Linked DNA regions of Homo sapiens: region 2 is linked to region 1. Evidence: read pairs that join two places in POLR2A ChIA-PET (ENCODE). Cell type or tissue: A673. All regions are shown on one strand.

Region 1 (8,000 bases):
AAATGTGGAGAAATGGAAAGCCTCACGTATTGCTGGGTGGTATGACAAAATGGTATAATGAATTTGGAAAACAGTCTGGCAGTTTCTTAAAAAGTTAAGCATAAATTTACTATATGACCCAGAAATTCTACTCCTAGGTATCTACTTAAGAGAGGCCAAAACATATGTCCACACAAAGACTTGTATGCAGATGTTCAGGGCAGCATTATTCATAATAGCCAAAAGATGGAAATAACCCAAATATCCATCCACGGATGAATGGATAAACAAAATGCTGTCTAGCCACGCAATGGATATTAGTTTGCTATAACTAGGAATGAAGTACTGATAAATGCTGCAACATGAATGAATGAAGGTATGATCTTCTCCAGGATGTCTTCCCTGATCTCTGGACTCCTCTAGCACTTCATCTATAATCTAAGTAATATAATACCTCATATTATGTTTTTTTTTTTGTTTTTGAGATAGAGTCTCACTCTGTTGCCCGGGTTGGGGCACCGTGACGTGATCTCGGCTCACTGCAACCTTCGCCTCCTGGGTTCAAGCAATTCTCCTGCCTCAGCCTCCTGAGTAGCTGGGACTACAGGTGCGCACCCCCACACCCAGATAATTTTTGTATTTTTTTTTTTTTTGTAAAGACAGGGTTTCGCCATGTTGGCCAGGCTGGTCTTGAACTTCCGGCCTCAAGTGATCCACCTGTCTCGGCCTCCCAAAGTGCTGGGATTACAGGCATGAGCCACCATGCCCAGCCCTAGATATTCTTATACATGCATTTTGGTGGACATATGCACTCATTTCTCTTGAGTGTATATTCAGGAGAGGGACTGCTAGTTCATAAAGTAGGCATATGTTTAACTTTAGTAGATACTGTAAAACTGTTTTTCTTTTATTTATTTATTTATTTATTTTTGAGTGGAGTTTCTCTTTTGTTGCCCAGGCTGGAGTGCAATGGTGGGATCTTGGCTCACCGCAACCTCCATGTCCCGGGTTCAAGTGATTCTCCTGCCTCAGCCTCCCGAGTAGCTGGGATTACAGGCATGTGCCACCATGCCTGACTAATTTTGTATTTTTAGTAGAGATGGGGTTTCTCCATGTTGGTCAGGGTGGTCTTGAACTCCTGACCTCAGGTGATCTGCCTGCCTTGGCCTCACAAAGTGCTGGGATTACAGGTGTGAGCCACTGTGCCCGGGCATAAAGCTGTTTTTCAAAGTGATGGTATGAATTTTCACACCCACCAATGGTGTATGAAAGTCCCAATTGCTCTACATCCTTTGGATGGTGGTTATCAGAATATATGTGTGTGTATCTATGTGTATCTATATATATGTGTGTGTGTGTGTGTATATAAACATTTATGACTAGTGTACCTTACATACTTTAATATATACAGGCCAGGCGTGGTGGGTCATGCCTGTAATCCTAGCACTTTGGGAGGCTGAGACAGCCAGATTGCTTGAGGCCAGGAGTTTGAGACCAGCCTAGTCAACATAGTGAAACCGTGTCTCTACAAAAAATTTAAAAAATTAGCTGAGTGTGGTGGCTCACACCTGTAGTCCCAGCTACTTGGGAGGCTGAAGTGGGAGGATGGTTTGAGCCCAGGAGGTCGAGGCTGCAGTAAGCCATGGTTGTGTCACTGCACTGCAGACTGGGTGACAGAGTGAGACCCTGTCTCAAAAAAAAAAAAAAAATTACACACACACACACACACACACACACAATGTTGCATCTCAATTTTTAAAAGTTGATTCAGAAAAGCTGGGTTCTGAATGTAAAGAAGTTTTAGGAATACTTTAACCAACTTAAATTTTCTTTTTTAAGGTATGTCCAAAAGTGATATATGAGAAAAACAAATGTCTAGATAAGTCTAAAAGAATTCTTTGAATAAATATAAAACAAAAATTCTAAGTGATTAAAGACACTTATTTGTGTTCACACGTATTCCAATTCAGAGGGACCTCACGTGATCACCCATTTCTCAAAAACACAGAAACATGCCCAACCACCTCACTAGACTCCATTCCAGAGAGTACAATGCTGAAACTTCCTCTGTGCAGCCTTTAAGGCACTGTCCAGAGAGAGGTTGGCAGGTGGATGGCTGGGCCTGTAAAGGCTGAGCAAGGCCACCGACAAGTACTTGGTGAAGGTCAGTGGGCAAGTTATCTTGCCAGCTCCTAACCGAGTTCATTTGTAGGTTTCAGGCTCCTGGCTCCACTCTGAAAGAACATCTGTTGTGACTTTCTGGCAATGCCCAACTGAACCCTGGCCCCTGTCCGTGCCCCATCCATTGGATTTGGGGCAGCCCAGTGTTCTGTTTCATCCTCCCACTGCCAACCCGGAATCAGCCTCCAGACTCTCTTTCTGCCATGTTTTGTCATTCTCTAAGTGTACTCAGTCAGATGCCTCAGCAAGCTCTCTCAAAAATAGTCAAAAGAGTGATCATGTTTTACAAAGTTGCGGCCCAATGTGCAAAGTCACTACTTGGAGAGGATCTGATAAGCGTCTTACCTCTAGAACCCAAAGACAGGGGATTGGATATGGAATCAATTCTAGTTGCCCCCAACCCACCCACCCCATGACTGGATTGTGGAGAATTAAGCTTAATTTGTTCAGCCTTTCCTTTGTATATTTTTTAAAATAAAAAATAATGCGAATTCAATTTTACGTAAGCAATAGAGATCTTTCCTGTATTTTTATTCAATTCTCCAAACCATCATTCGACTTTAAATTGGATTCACAGATACAATGTTTGGAGATATTTTTTCTCACTGAGATTTAGTACCTTATTTGTTCCTGGCCCATGTGATTCCCAGGTATCTGAAATGTATAAATTATTTATAGTCCAGATGGTGATCTGATACTATCTGCATCTAAAAATGTTCTGTGCTTTTGCTGCAGACACAGACGTTCAATTACAAAATTCAGGTTGGTCTTTAGGTCCTAGCCTGATATCTCAAGGCATTCTTGATTACAAAGAAATACTCCAAATTCCAGCAGCCTTTTTTCCGTTTGCTTTCATTGCTTAGCATTAAAAACCATTCCTCTGTGGGAGCTACCAAGTTAAGGAAGAGAAAAGGGGGGAAGTTCCTTTTTTTTTTTCTCTTGCCGGAGGAGGGAATTTTTTTTTTTCTTAGCCAAATTGAAAACTTCTAAGTTTCAAAATGGGAGATTGTGACTAGATTGCTATTTGTTCCCCCAAATCCTTTTTGTTCATTTTTTGGTAGCAATAGAAACCCCGAATTTAAGAAGGTAAAATGGCTTCCCAGAATAGAGACTACATTACCCAGCCTCCCTTATAGCTAGATGTGGTCATGTGACTACATTCTGGCCAACTATATGTGAGCAGAACTTATGTATGCAACTTCTGGATCATGTCCCTAAAGGAGCAGAGCTTGCTATCTGCTTCCTCTTTGCCCTTCTTGCTGGTTGGAAGAGGGATGTGGTAATGAGCCATCTGGGACCATGTGGACAAAGCTTCACTCAGGGATGGCAATTTCATAACACAGGAGGAGCCCAGGAACCACCATGGTGCTGAAAGAGCAGCTCTGGACTACATATGCCCAGAGGGAGAAATGCTCTGCTTTCTTTATCGTAAGACATTGTTATTTTGGTTCTCAGAGACAACAGCCAAAACTATATTCTAACGAAAAACACAGACACTTAGGCAGAATTGGAGATAATTTTGATCAAAAGACTAGAAGAGGCCTGGTGCAGTGGCTCACACCTGTAATCCCAGCACTTTGGGAGGCGGAGGCGGGCGGATCACCTGAGGTCAGACCAGCCTGGCCAACATGGCGAAACTCCGTCTCTACTAAAAATACAAAAAGTTAGCCAGGCATGGTGTCAAGCGCCTGTAATCCCAGCTACTCAGGAGGCTGAGGCAGGAGAATCACCTGGACCCGGGAGGCGGAGTTTGCAGTGAGCTGAGATTGTGCCATTGCGCTCCAGCCTGGGCAACAGAGGCGAAACTCTGGAAAAAAAAAAAGACTAGGAAAGGCCTGGTGCAGTGGCTCATGCTCGTAATCCCAGCACTTTGGGAGGCCTGGAGGATCACTTGAGCCCAGGAGTTGAGACCAGCCTGGGCAACATAGGAGGACCCAGGTCTCTACAAAAAATTAAAAAATTAGCCGGACATGGTGGAGCATGTTTGTGGTCCCAGCTACTCAGGGAGCTGAGGTGGGAGGATTGCTTGACCCTGAAGCCCAGGAGGTCCAGGCTGCAGTGAGCTGTGATCACCACTGCACTTCAGCTTCGGTGACAGAGCGAGAGCCTGTCTCAAAAAAAAAAAAAAAAGAGAAAAAAAAGAAAAGAAAAAGAAAAGAAAAAAGACCAGGAATGTCCTATCGCCAAGAAAAGTCTCAACTCTTCATTTTCAATTGAGGATTGGATGAAAGGAAAGCACTGATAGATTTTTCTTTTCTTTCTTTTTTATTTCTTTAGACAGAGTCTCGCTCTTGTCACCCAGGCTGGAGTGCAGTGGCGCCGTCTCGGCTCACTGCAACCTCCGCCTCCAGGGTTCAAGCGATTCTCCTGCCTCAGCCTTGCAAGTAGCTAAGACTACAGGCATTCGCCACCGTGCCCAGCCTGATTTTTCTTGACACATGGTCATATATATGTTTTGATTAGATGCTTGAAGAAAGGTCCTCTCCATTCTGAGGATAACTGTCTTTTTGCCTCCTCCTAAGATTGTACCAGGTACTGATTCAGCACTCAGAAACAAATCAAAAGCAAATCTCCAAAAAGACAGGAAGGGTCTCAAAGATGTCAGGAAAAGTTAACTAAATACTTAAGGACAAGTCTCAAAGAGGCCAGAGAAGGTCTGAAACTGGTTAGTAAGAGTCTCAAATAGGTCAGGAAAAGACTCACATATGACAGGAAGAATAAAAAAAGTGAGAATGGAGAAGTCAGAAAGTATCAAAAAAGAAGGAAGGATCTCAAACATGTCCAAAAGGGTCTCAGTCAGACAGGAAGACTCTCAAATAGTAAGGAAAAGTCTCCAACACCTTGGCAAAGGTTTCCAGCAAGCCAGAAATTGTCTCAAATACATCAGGAAGAGTCTCAGACAAGTCAGGGAGAGCTTTAAACAAGTCAATAACAATCTCAAATACTTCTGGAAGGTTCTCAACTCAAGAAGGGTATCGAATACATAAGGAAGGATCTCAAACAGAAGAAAACAATCTTGAATAGTCAGAAAACATCTAAAGCAAGATAAGAAAGGTCTCAAATATGTCACAAAGGGCCCCCAAATAGTCTGAAAGAGCTCAAAAAATTATGAAGGATCTTAAGTATCAGGAAACAGCTCGAGCAAGTTATAGAAGGTCACGAACGTGTTAGGAAAGTGTCTTAAAGTCATCAGGAAGAGTTTTAGATACATCAGGAAGGGACTCAGACAAGAAGGGTCTCAAACATGTCAGTCAAGGTCTTAAGCAGACAGTAAGAGATTCAAATACATAAGCAAGGGTCACAAAGTTGTAAGGAAACGTTTTAATGATCTTTGAAAGGGTGTTGGCCGGGCGCAGTGGCTCACACTTGTAATCACAGCACTTTGGGAGGCCGAGGTGGGTGGATCACGAGGTCAGGAGTTCAAGACCAGCCTGGCCAACGTGGTGAAACCCCATCTCTACTAAAAACACAAAAAATTAGCCTGGCCTGGTGGCGTTCGCCTGTAGTCCCAGCTACCCAGGAGGCTGAGACAGGAGAATTGCTTGAACCTGGGAGGCGGAGCTTGCAGTGAGCAGAGATAGCACCACTGCATTCCAGCCTGGGCGACAAGGCGAGACTCTGTCTCAAAACAGAAAAAAAAAAAAAGAAGGGGTCTTACACAGACAGGGAGAATCTGTACTAAGATAGAGAAGCTTCAAAAAAGGGTCCCAGGCCAGGTGTGGTGGCTCACGCCTGTAATCCCAGCACTTTGGGAGGCCGAGGCAGGTGTATCACTTGAGGTCAGGAGTTCAAGACCAGCCTGGCCAACATGGTAATCCCAGCACTTTGGGAGGCCAAGGCGGGTGTATCACTTGAGGTCAGGAGTTCAAGACCAGCCTGGCCAACATGGTGAAACCCCATCTCTACTAAAAATACAAAAATCAGCCAGTTGTGGTGGCATGTACCTGTAGTCCCCAGCTACTTGGGAGGCTTAGGCTGCACTCCAGCCTGGGTGACAGAGCCAGATCCTGTCTTAAAAAAAGGTCCCAAAAGGGCCCTTTCTGGGAAGGGTCTCAAACATGTCTGGAAGGTTCTGAAACAAGCCAGAAAATATCACGTACATGTCAGGAGGTGTCTCAAGATTTTTAGGGAGTCTTGAATAACCAGGAATGATACCAAATAGGTCAGGAAGTGTCTCAAACAGGTCAGCAAGCATCTCAAGTATGTCAGGAAGAGTCAAGTAAAATGAGGCAAGTAAAAAATGGTTTCATACGCATAAGGAAGAGTCTCAAATAGATTAGGAAGGGTCTCAAATTCACCAGGAATGATTTCAAACAGAAAAGAGTCTCAAAGTTGAGAAACTTTTGAAGCAGGTCAGTAAGTATCTCTAACAAATTGGCATGTTTTGCAAACATATCAGGAAGGGTCCGAAAGAAAGGGAAAGTGTCTTAAATACACCATGAAAAGCCTCACATATGTCAGGCATCTCAAATATGTCATGAAGAGTATCAAACAAGTCAGAAAAGGCCTCCAACATGACAGGAGCAGCCTCAAAGTCATGAGGAAAAGTCTTGCATGTATTAAGGTGGGCTTCAAATACATCAGAAAGCATCTCATGTCTGTCCAGAAGAGTCTCAAGTATCAATACAGACTGGATAAAGAAAATGTGGTACATATACAACATGGAATACTATGCAGCCGTAAAAAGGAACAAGATCATGTCCTTTGCAGGGACATGGATGGAGCTGGAAGCCATTATCCTCAGCAAACTAACACAGGAACGGAAAACCAAACACTGCATGTTCTCATCTATAAGTGGGAGCTGAACAATGAGAACACAGGGACACAGGGAGGGAGCAACACACACTGGGGCCTGTCTGGGGGGTGGGGTGGGGCAGGAGGAGGGACAGCATCAGGATAAATATCTAATGCATGCTGGGCTTAATACCTAAGTGATGGGTTGATAGGAGCAGCAAACCACCATGGCACACTTTTACCTGTGTAACAAGCCTGCACATCCTGCACATGTATCCCGGAACTTAAAATAAAATAAAATAAAATAAAAATATGTCAGGAAAAGCATCTAGCAAACAAGCCAAGAAGGGTCTAAACATTATGAGGAAGACTTTTACCAGATCAGGATGGGTCTCAAACATTTCAGAAAGGGTCTTAAGCGAGTAAGAATGAGTCTCGAACCAGTGAGGAAGGACATAAAACATGACAGGAAGGGGCCGGGCACGGTGGCTCACGCCTGTAATCCCAGCACTTTGGATCACGGGAGGCCAAGGCGGGCGGATCACGAGGTCAGGAGATCGAGACCATCCTGGCTAACACGGTGAAACTCCATCTCTACTAAAAATACAAAAAATTAGCTGGGCACGGTGGCAGGCGCCTGTAGTCTCAGCTACTCGAGAGGCTGAGGCAGGAGAATGGCGTGAATCCGGGAGGCGGAGCTTGCAGTGAGCCGAGATAGCGCCACTGCAGTCCGGCCTGGGCGAAAGAGCGAGACTCTGTCTCAAAAAAAAAAAAAAAAAAAAAAAGAATGACAGGAAGGGGCTCAAAGTCATCAGGAAGAGTCTCAAATAGTCAAGAAGGGTCTCAGATAAGTCAGAGAGTCTCAAATAATCAGGAAGAGAATTTAACACACCGGGAAATTTTTTTTTTTTTTTTTTTGAGACAGGGTCTCACTCTGTCATCTAGGCTGGAGTACAGTGGCGCCATCATGGCTCACTGCAGCCTTGACCTACTGGGCTCAAGCAACCCTCCCACCTCAGCCTCCCGAGTAGCTGGGACCACAGGAGCACACCACCATGCCCATCTAGTTTTTTATTTTCTAACGTTTTTGTAGAGACAGGATCTCA
Region 2 (8,000 bases), 230 kb after region 1:
AAATTTTTTTCTTTTTTTTTCTTTTATTATTATTATACTTTAAGTTTTAGGGTACATGTGCACAATATGCAGGTTAGTTACATATGTATACATGTGCCATGCTGGTGTGCTGCACCCATCAACTCTTCATTTAGCATTAGGTATATCTCCTAAAGCTATCCCTCCCCCCTCCCCCCACCCCACAACAGTCCCCAGAGTGTGATGTTCCCCTTCCTGTGTCCATGTGTTCTCATTGTTCAATTCCTACCTATGAGTGAGAATATGTGGTGTTTGGTTTTTTGTTCTTGTGATAGTTTACTGAGAATGATGATTTCCAATTTCATCCACGTCCCTACAAAGGACATGAACTCATCATTTTTTATGGCTGCATAGTATTCCATGGTGTATATGTGCCACATTTTCTTAATCCAGTCTATCATTGTTGGACATTTGGGTTGGTTCCAAGTCTGCTATTGTGAATAGTGCTGCAATAAACATACGTGTGCATGTGTCTTTATAGCAGCATGATTTATAGTCCTTTGGGTATATACCCAGTAATGGGATGGCTGGGTCAAATGGTATTTCTAGTTCTAGATCCCTGAGGAATCGCCACACTGACTTCCATAAGGGTTGAACTAGTTTACAGTCCCACCAACAGTGTATTAACTTGAAATTGATTCCATATCTAAATGTAAAACATAAGACTGTAAACCTTTTAGGAAGAAGCACGGGAGAAAATCATCATCATCAGTGGTTAGGCAAAGATTTCTTAGACCCAACACCAAAAGTATGATCCATTTTTAAAAAAAGAACTTGTATGTCCAGTCCAGGGTATACGAAGAACCCTCAAAACCAAACAGTAAGAAAACAAACAGCCCAATTTTTAAAATGGGCAAAAACTAAAAATACAACCCAGCAATCACACTCCTGGGTATTTATCCCAGAGAAATAAAAATTTGTGTCCATACAAACCTGTACACAGATGGTCATAGCAATATTGTTTGCAATGTCCAAAACCTTGAAACAATCAAAATGTTCCTCTATAGTTGACTAAACATACTGTGGTACATCCATACCACAGATAACTCAGCAGTTAAAAAGCAATTAACTATTAATATATGCAACAATTTGGATGGTTCTCAAGGGTATTCTGCTGTATGCTAAGTCAAAAAAAGCCAACCTCAAAATGTCACATACTATATGATTCCGTTTATGTAATATTCTCAAAGTAACAAAAGAATAGAAATGGAGGCCAGGCACGGTGGCTCACGCTTGTAATCCCAGCACTTTGGGAGGCCGAGGTCGGCAGATTACTTGAGGCCAGGAGTTCGTGACCAGCCTGGCTAACATGGTGAAACCCTGTCTGTTTTAAAAATAAAAACAATTGCTGGGCACCACCACGCTTATGCCTGTAATCCCAGCACTTTGGGAGGCCGAGGCGGGCGGATCACAAGGTCAGGAGTTTGAGACCAGCCTGACCAACATGGTGAAACTCCGTCTCTACTAAAAAAAAAAAAAAAAAAAAAAAAAAATTTAGCCAGGCGTGGTGGTGCGTGCCTGTAATCCCAGCTAAACAGGAGGCTGAGTCAGGAAAACTGCTTCAACCCAGGAGGCGGAGGTTGCAGTGAGCCAAGATCGCGCCACTGCACTCCAGCCTGGGCGACAGAGTGAGACTCCATCTCAAAAAAAAAAAAAAAAATTAGCCTGGTGTGGTGGTGCGCACCTGTAATCCCAGCTACTCAGGAGGCTGAGGCAGGAGAACTGCTACAACCTAGGAGGCGGAGGTTGCAGTGAGCCGAGATCACGCCACTGCACTCCAGCCTGGGCGACAGAGTGAGACTACGTCTCAAAAAAAAAAAAAAAAAAATTTAGCTGGGCGTGGTGGCACATGCCTGTAATCCTAGCTACTCGGGAGGCTGAGGCAGGAGAATCAATTGAACCCAGGAGGTGGAGCTTGCGGTGAGCCAAGATCATGCCATTGCACTCCGGCCTGGGCAACAAGAGTAGTCCCAGCTACTTGGGAGGCTGAGGGACAAGAATCGCTTGAACCCTGGAGGCGGAGGTTGTAGTGAGCCGAGATCATGCCACTGCACTCCAGCCTGGGCGACAGAGTGAGACTCCGTCTCAAAAACAACAACAACTCAAAAGGCTACCTACTCTATGATTCTATTTATAAATGGAATATATATGCTATGTTTGAAAAGACAAAACTACAGTGACAGAAAACAGGTCAGTGATTTCCAAGGATTAGTAGTTGGGGGAAGGTGTGATCCTAAAGCAGGAGACAGCAAACTTTTCCTGTAGAGGGCCAGATAGTAAATAGTTTAGGCTTTGCGGGCCACATACGGTCTCTGTCACATATTCCTTACTTTTGTCTCTTGTTTTTGTTCTTTTTACAACACTTTAAAAATGTTAAAATGATTCTTAGCTTCTGGGCCCTAAGAAAACAGGCTATGGACCAGATTTGACTCAGGTGTAGTTTGCCAACTCCTGTGACAATGATAGAGTTTAAGGGAGTTGGCAGGGTGGGGAATGAGTGACGTAATTGTTCTGTATCTGACTGTGGCATGGTTACAGGAATGTATAAATGTGTTAAAATTCACAGAAGTGTATGCACACAAAAACGTCAATAATATTGTATGTTAATTAGAAAGAAAAACCCAGTAACCTATCAGATCAGTTCATCTCTGTCACAAGAGATATCAAAATTGCCTTTTCCCTAAGATTCAAGGATCAAGAAATCTTTTAAAAGATATGGCTTCTAACCAGATGTGGTGGTGCGTGCCTATAGTCCCAGCTACTCTGGAGGCTGAGGTGGGAGGATCACTTGAGGCCAGGACTTTGAGGCTGCAGTGGGGCATGATGAGACCTGTGAATACCCACTGCATTCCAACCTGAGCAACATAGTGATACCCCATTTCTAAAAAAATAAGTTCATAAAATAAATGGAAAATATGGCTTCTATCCATTCTATTTATAAAGTTGTTTACTGCAGTAATTCTTCCTTGTTTAAAATGGCAGGCTTGTGTGAATGCGATGATGAACTCAGCTGTAACTTATTCGGTTACGATGACGACAACCGTTTCTTTGAGGACAGGAAAAGCAAGTGTTATTCTCTATAACAAAGAGATAAGTGTATTTATCACTTACAATAATGTCCAGTTTATTTTCTGAGCAATGGTCACTTAAGCTCAAAGCAATATGTGAGTTTCAGCCTTGAAATAGCAATTTAATCTGTATTATTTTCAAATAAGGTACCTTTTAAGCATTAGAAATTATAGCTTGTGTTATAGAGAATATGCCCTTTCTTAAGTTTTGCAGACTACAGGAGAGACTCTGACATTTATTTTATGCTCCGGATAAGAGTGTCACTGTGTCACAGCAGCTTTACTTTCCCTTAGGCCTTGGTAACTGTCAGAGAGAATACTCAGCATATTGTATAAAAACATCGAGAGAACTGACTTTTGTTGTCTGGCCAAGTGAATATGTAATGCTTCCCTAAAAATATCCTTTAAGATATTCAAAATATTTCATCTTTTGTAGTGATTCTCAGTGATAAGTGTGTGTATTTCAGGAATAGGGATGCTTTAGGAGATTTACATGGCCTAACCCCAGAATCACTGACCTGGTGAGCTCTGTGAAAAACAGTGTAGAACCCTCCATCTAGGCAGCCTTTCAAACTGCTATATTTATCAAGCATATACTTCAGGTAAACACGTGACAGATGATGAAGCTCCTTCCCTACATTTTACTCTGGATACAAAGGGATTTCAAAAATAAGCAGAAAACATGAAGGATAAAAAGACAATGTATTTCTGTGTCCCCATGGAATGGTGGCTTGCCAATGGCTAGCTTGGCATTTCTCTCTGTATTTCTTTAGGCACCATCTCTTTTCATCATCCCCAAGTGCTGCTCCACACTCCAAACTAAGTGGTTGTACTTATATGACAGACTGTTTTTTCTCTTTATGCCCATAAAATATGTTTGTGCAGCAAAAATTTATTGAGCACCTGCTATGTGCTGGGTAACAGCCTGTGCGTGGGATAGATAAGCAAATGAAAAAAACAGAAGTCCCTGCCTTCATAGAGCTTGCATTCCAGTGGGGGCAGATAGACAATGAACAACGAATATGATAAATAAGTAAATTATATAGTATGTTAGATACATTTGGATTGCCTAATGTATTAGGCTGTTTTTGTGTCACTATAAAGACATACCTGATGCTGGATAATTTATAAAGAAAAGAGGTTTAATTGGCTCATGGTTCTGCAGCCTGTTCAAGGAACATGGTGCCAAGATCTGCTCTGGGTGAGGGCCTCAGGGAGCTTACAATTGTGGCAGAAGGTGAAGGGAGAGTCAGCATCATACGACAAGAGCAGGAGTGGTGGTGGGGAGGTGTCACACACTTTTAGATGACCAGATCTCACATGAACTGAGTGAGAACTCACTTACCACCAAGGGGATAGAGCTAAACCGTAAATAAGGGATCCACCCCCATGATCCAATCATCTCCTACCAGGCCCCACCTCCAACACTGGAAATTACATTTCAACATGAGATTTGGAAGGGACAAACATCCAAACCATGTCACCTAAGGTACTGGTTAGCTGTCTTTGCTAAATTGCTGATAAGTTATAAGTTATTACATATCCCGTCTCTCTTTCGCATCATCAGTTTTACCCTCTCTACTGGACTGTTCCATCAGTGTACCCACAAAGAAGCTATTATATCTCTAACCTTAAAAGGACGCCAATATGATTTGGCTGTGCCCCACCCAAATTTCATCTTCAATTGTAGTTCCCATAATCCCCACGTGTCTTGGGAAGGACCCGGTGGGAGGTAATTGAATCATGGGGATGGTTACCCTCATGCTGTTTTTGTGATAGCGAGTGAGTTCTCACGAGTTCTGATGGTTTTATAAGGGGCTTTTCCCCCTTTTGCTCGGCACTTCTCCTTCCTGCCACCATGTGAAGAAGGATGTTTTTGCTTCCCCTTCTGACATGATTGTAAGTTTTCTGAGGCCTCCCCAGCCATGCTGAACTGTGAGTCAATTAAATCTCTTTCCTTTATAAATTACCCAGTCTCAGGTATGTCTTTATTAGCAGCATGAGAACAGACTAATACAAACGCCCTCTCTTGATTCATTCTGTTCTCATCACAGCAGTAAGGGTGATCCTGTTAAAATCATAACTCAGATGATGATACTCCTCCAAACCTTCCCGTGTCTCTCCAGCCCACTCACAGTCAAGTTCTAAGACCTTGCAATGGGCTGGGCATGAGCTGCCCTCAAGTACCTGTCTGACCTCATCACTCCAGCCAACTGGCCTGCTTGTAATTCATCCAACACACTGGACAAGCCCCTGTCTCAAGATTTTGGCATTTACTCTTCCCGGAATGCTCTTTCTCCAGAATATCCTCACGTCCTTCAGCTACTACCTAATGTCACCTTTGTATTAATATCCGTACCACCACCACTGCCACTCCTGCCCAAACATCCTATTTCCCTTCCTGGCTTTATTGTTTTCTCTTTAGTACTTAACATTATTGACATAGCTCTTTTTATATCTATATCTGTATTCTATAACTTTACTTATTGATCCTGTTTCAATTGGCTTTTCCTACCAGAATATAATCTTATGCAGGCAGGAATTTTTACCTATTTTATTTAGTCTCAGTATTTAGAATCATCCCTGGCATATAGTAGATGCTAAGTAAGTATTTTAAATGAATCATGTTGCCTACTCTGATTGTGTTTGAACAGGGAGCTGTTGGCTGAATATTATGCTTTAAGGACTATACTGGTCACTGGGCAAATTTTGTTTTTGTTTTTCTTTTTATTTATTTATTTACTTATTTATTTTAAGTTCCGGGGTACATGTACAGGATGTGCAGGTTTGTTACATAGATAAATGTGTGCCATGGTGGTTTGCTGCACCTATCAACCCATCACCTAGGTATTAAGCTCAGCATGCATTAGCTATTTTTCCTAATGCTCTCCCTCCCCACAACCCACCCCTGACAGGCCCCCAGAGTATTGTTCCCCTCCCAGTGTCCATGTGTTCTCATTGTTCAGTTCCCAGTTATAAGTGACAACATGTAGTGTTTTGTTTTTGTTTTTGTTTTTTTTTTGAAATAGTCTCCCAGGCTGGAGTGTAGTGGCGCAATTTCGGCTTGTGGCAAACTCCACCTCCCACGTTCAAGCGATTCTCCTGCCTCAGCCTCCCAAGTAGCTGAGACTACAGGCGTATGCCATCACGCCTGGCTAATTTTTATATTTTTAGTAGAGACGGGGTTTCACCATGTTGGCCAGACTGGTCTCCAACTCCTGACCTTAAGGTGATCCACCCGCCTCAGCCTCCCAAAGTGCTGGTATTACAGGCATGGGACACTGTGCCTGGCCAGCAAATATTTTTGACAAGTTATTTCTTCCACATCCTTCAATCCCAGCCTTTGAACAGTATCAATGGGTATAACTCTAAACAATAAAATATAACATTGTCAGATCCTCATTCAATGTGTTTATAGGAGTTGTGAATGTGGGCTCCTCCTTCTTCAGACTGGAGAATTTGATAATGTTGGGTTTTGTATGTTTTGTTCTTAGGTATGTATTATTCTTTCTCCTGTCAGTAATTCCTTTGTGATCTGTTTCCTTTCTTGTTTCATTCCTCTCCTTCCCCGGTTCTCCACCCTAGAAATTTGAGAGACAGGCTGATATCCAGAAAAACAAATCTTTCACTGTAATCTCCTTTTCAGTGTTATCTCAATTTTGAATAGATTTAAATAAAATAAGCTAAGTATTTCTTAGATACAGATATTAGTAGGCATACAATTTTATTCATCAAACTCTGCTTACTATAAATCTCTCTCTGTTGACAACATGTACAAATTAAGTTGGAAGGATAAAGAAAGAAGCAGGGGAGGATTCTGGAACTAGCATCTGTGTTCCTCAAATATCAGAATTGCTTGATGGTGTTAATGAGGCACTTGCCTATTAATTTTAAGTCTGATTTTCAATTTATTTGGACATCATCACTCTGCAATGTATTTTTAATTTTCCTTATCAAAACTTTTAATTAGTCTTCCCCAAATTTTAAAGCAAAACCAGCTATTATGGCATTTAATTGGAATATTACAGATAGTCAGAAAGATATTTGAAACTAAGTTGATTCAAAAATTAAGATTTAGCTGGGAACAGTAGCTCATACCTGTAACCCCTCCCTGCTACTTAGGAGGCTGAGGTAGGAGGATCACTTGAGGCCAGGAGTTCAAGACCAGCCTGGGCAAAATAGTGAGACCCCATCTCTAATTTTTTCTTTTTTTATTAGCTAAGTGTGGTGCGATGTGCCTGTAGTCCCAGCTACTCAGGAGACTGGGGTGGGAGGATTGATTGAGCCCAGGAGTTCCAGGCTGCAGTGAGCTATGGTTGTGCCACTATGCCCCAGGCTGGGAAACATAGTGAGACCCTGTCCCTAAATAGATACATACATAAATAAAAATTAAGATTTGCTTTCTAATGCATTTACATTAAAATATTTGATAAGTATGTGAGTTTGCTTCTGTGGGTCCTAAATAAAATATAATGACTTGAGAAGTATATCTACTGCTTTTTATCATGGAAGCTCAGTAATCAACACAAATGCTTTCTGGTAATCCTTATTGTTTTAGTTGCTGTAATTTTTAAAAAGTTATTCTCAGCTAATGAATTGAAGTTACACTTCCACATTTGGACACCATTAAATTACTAAGAGTACTAGGACTTTTAAAAGGTTTAAAATGCATGATTTTAAACATTTGAGGATTTTAAGACAAAAATATAAAGTTACTTGTGGAGAAATTTAAGATGTTACATGATGGCTGAAATAAAAGTCTTGGGATAAGAATAGTGTGTGTGGAGGAGGGCTTGAAATATCCAAAAGACCAACATTTTACTTTTTAAAATGGAAATTTCCTGATTTAGTGACTGAGGATTCTAATCACATGGCATGCCAGATTTTAAAATATTTATTTTTAAAATCAATGAC

Evidence for each region. ChIA-PET counts read pairs that join two places held together with the same protein. Peaks named below come from ENCODE experiments on the same cell type or tissue, not always from the same donor. Only the 100,000 strongest peaks of a DNase experiment are listed, where the experiment ranks them.
Region 2: POLR2A ChIA-PET joins it to region 1 with 10 read pairs; 2 of 35 experiments call an interaction of 5 or more read pairs at or near these places.

Annotation. Positions count from the first base shown.
Region 1 is chrX:40,992,454-41,000,453 of GRCh38, reverse strand. No RefSeq gene overlaps it. Among named protein-coding and RNA genes, the nearest start is that of USP9X, 89 kb to the left of the region's middle. RefSeq lists a silencer at 3,320-3,379 and an enhancer at 3,144-3,438. In A673, no CTCF peak of the experiment used is centred here; a DNase peak (open chromatin) is centred at 3,313; H3K27ac peaks cover 450 bases.
Region 2 is chrX:40,762,485-40,770,484 of GRCh38, reverse strand. No RefSeq gene overlaps it. Among named protein-coding and RNA genes, the nearest start is that of MED14OS, 31 kb to the right of the region's middle. In A673, no CTCF peak of the experiment used is centred here; no DNase peak of the experiment used is centred here.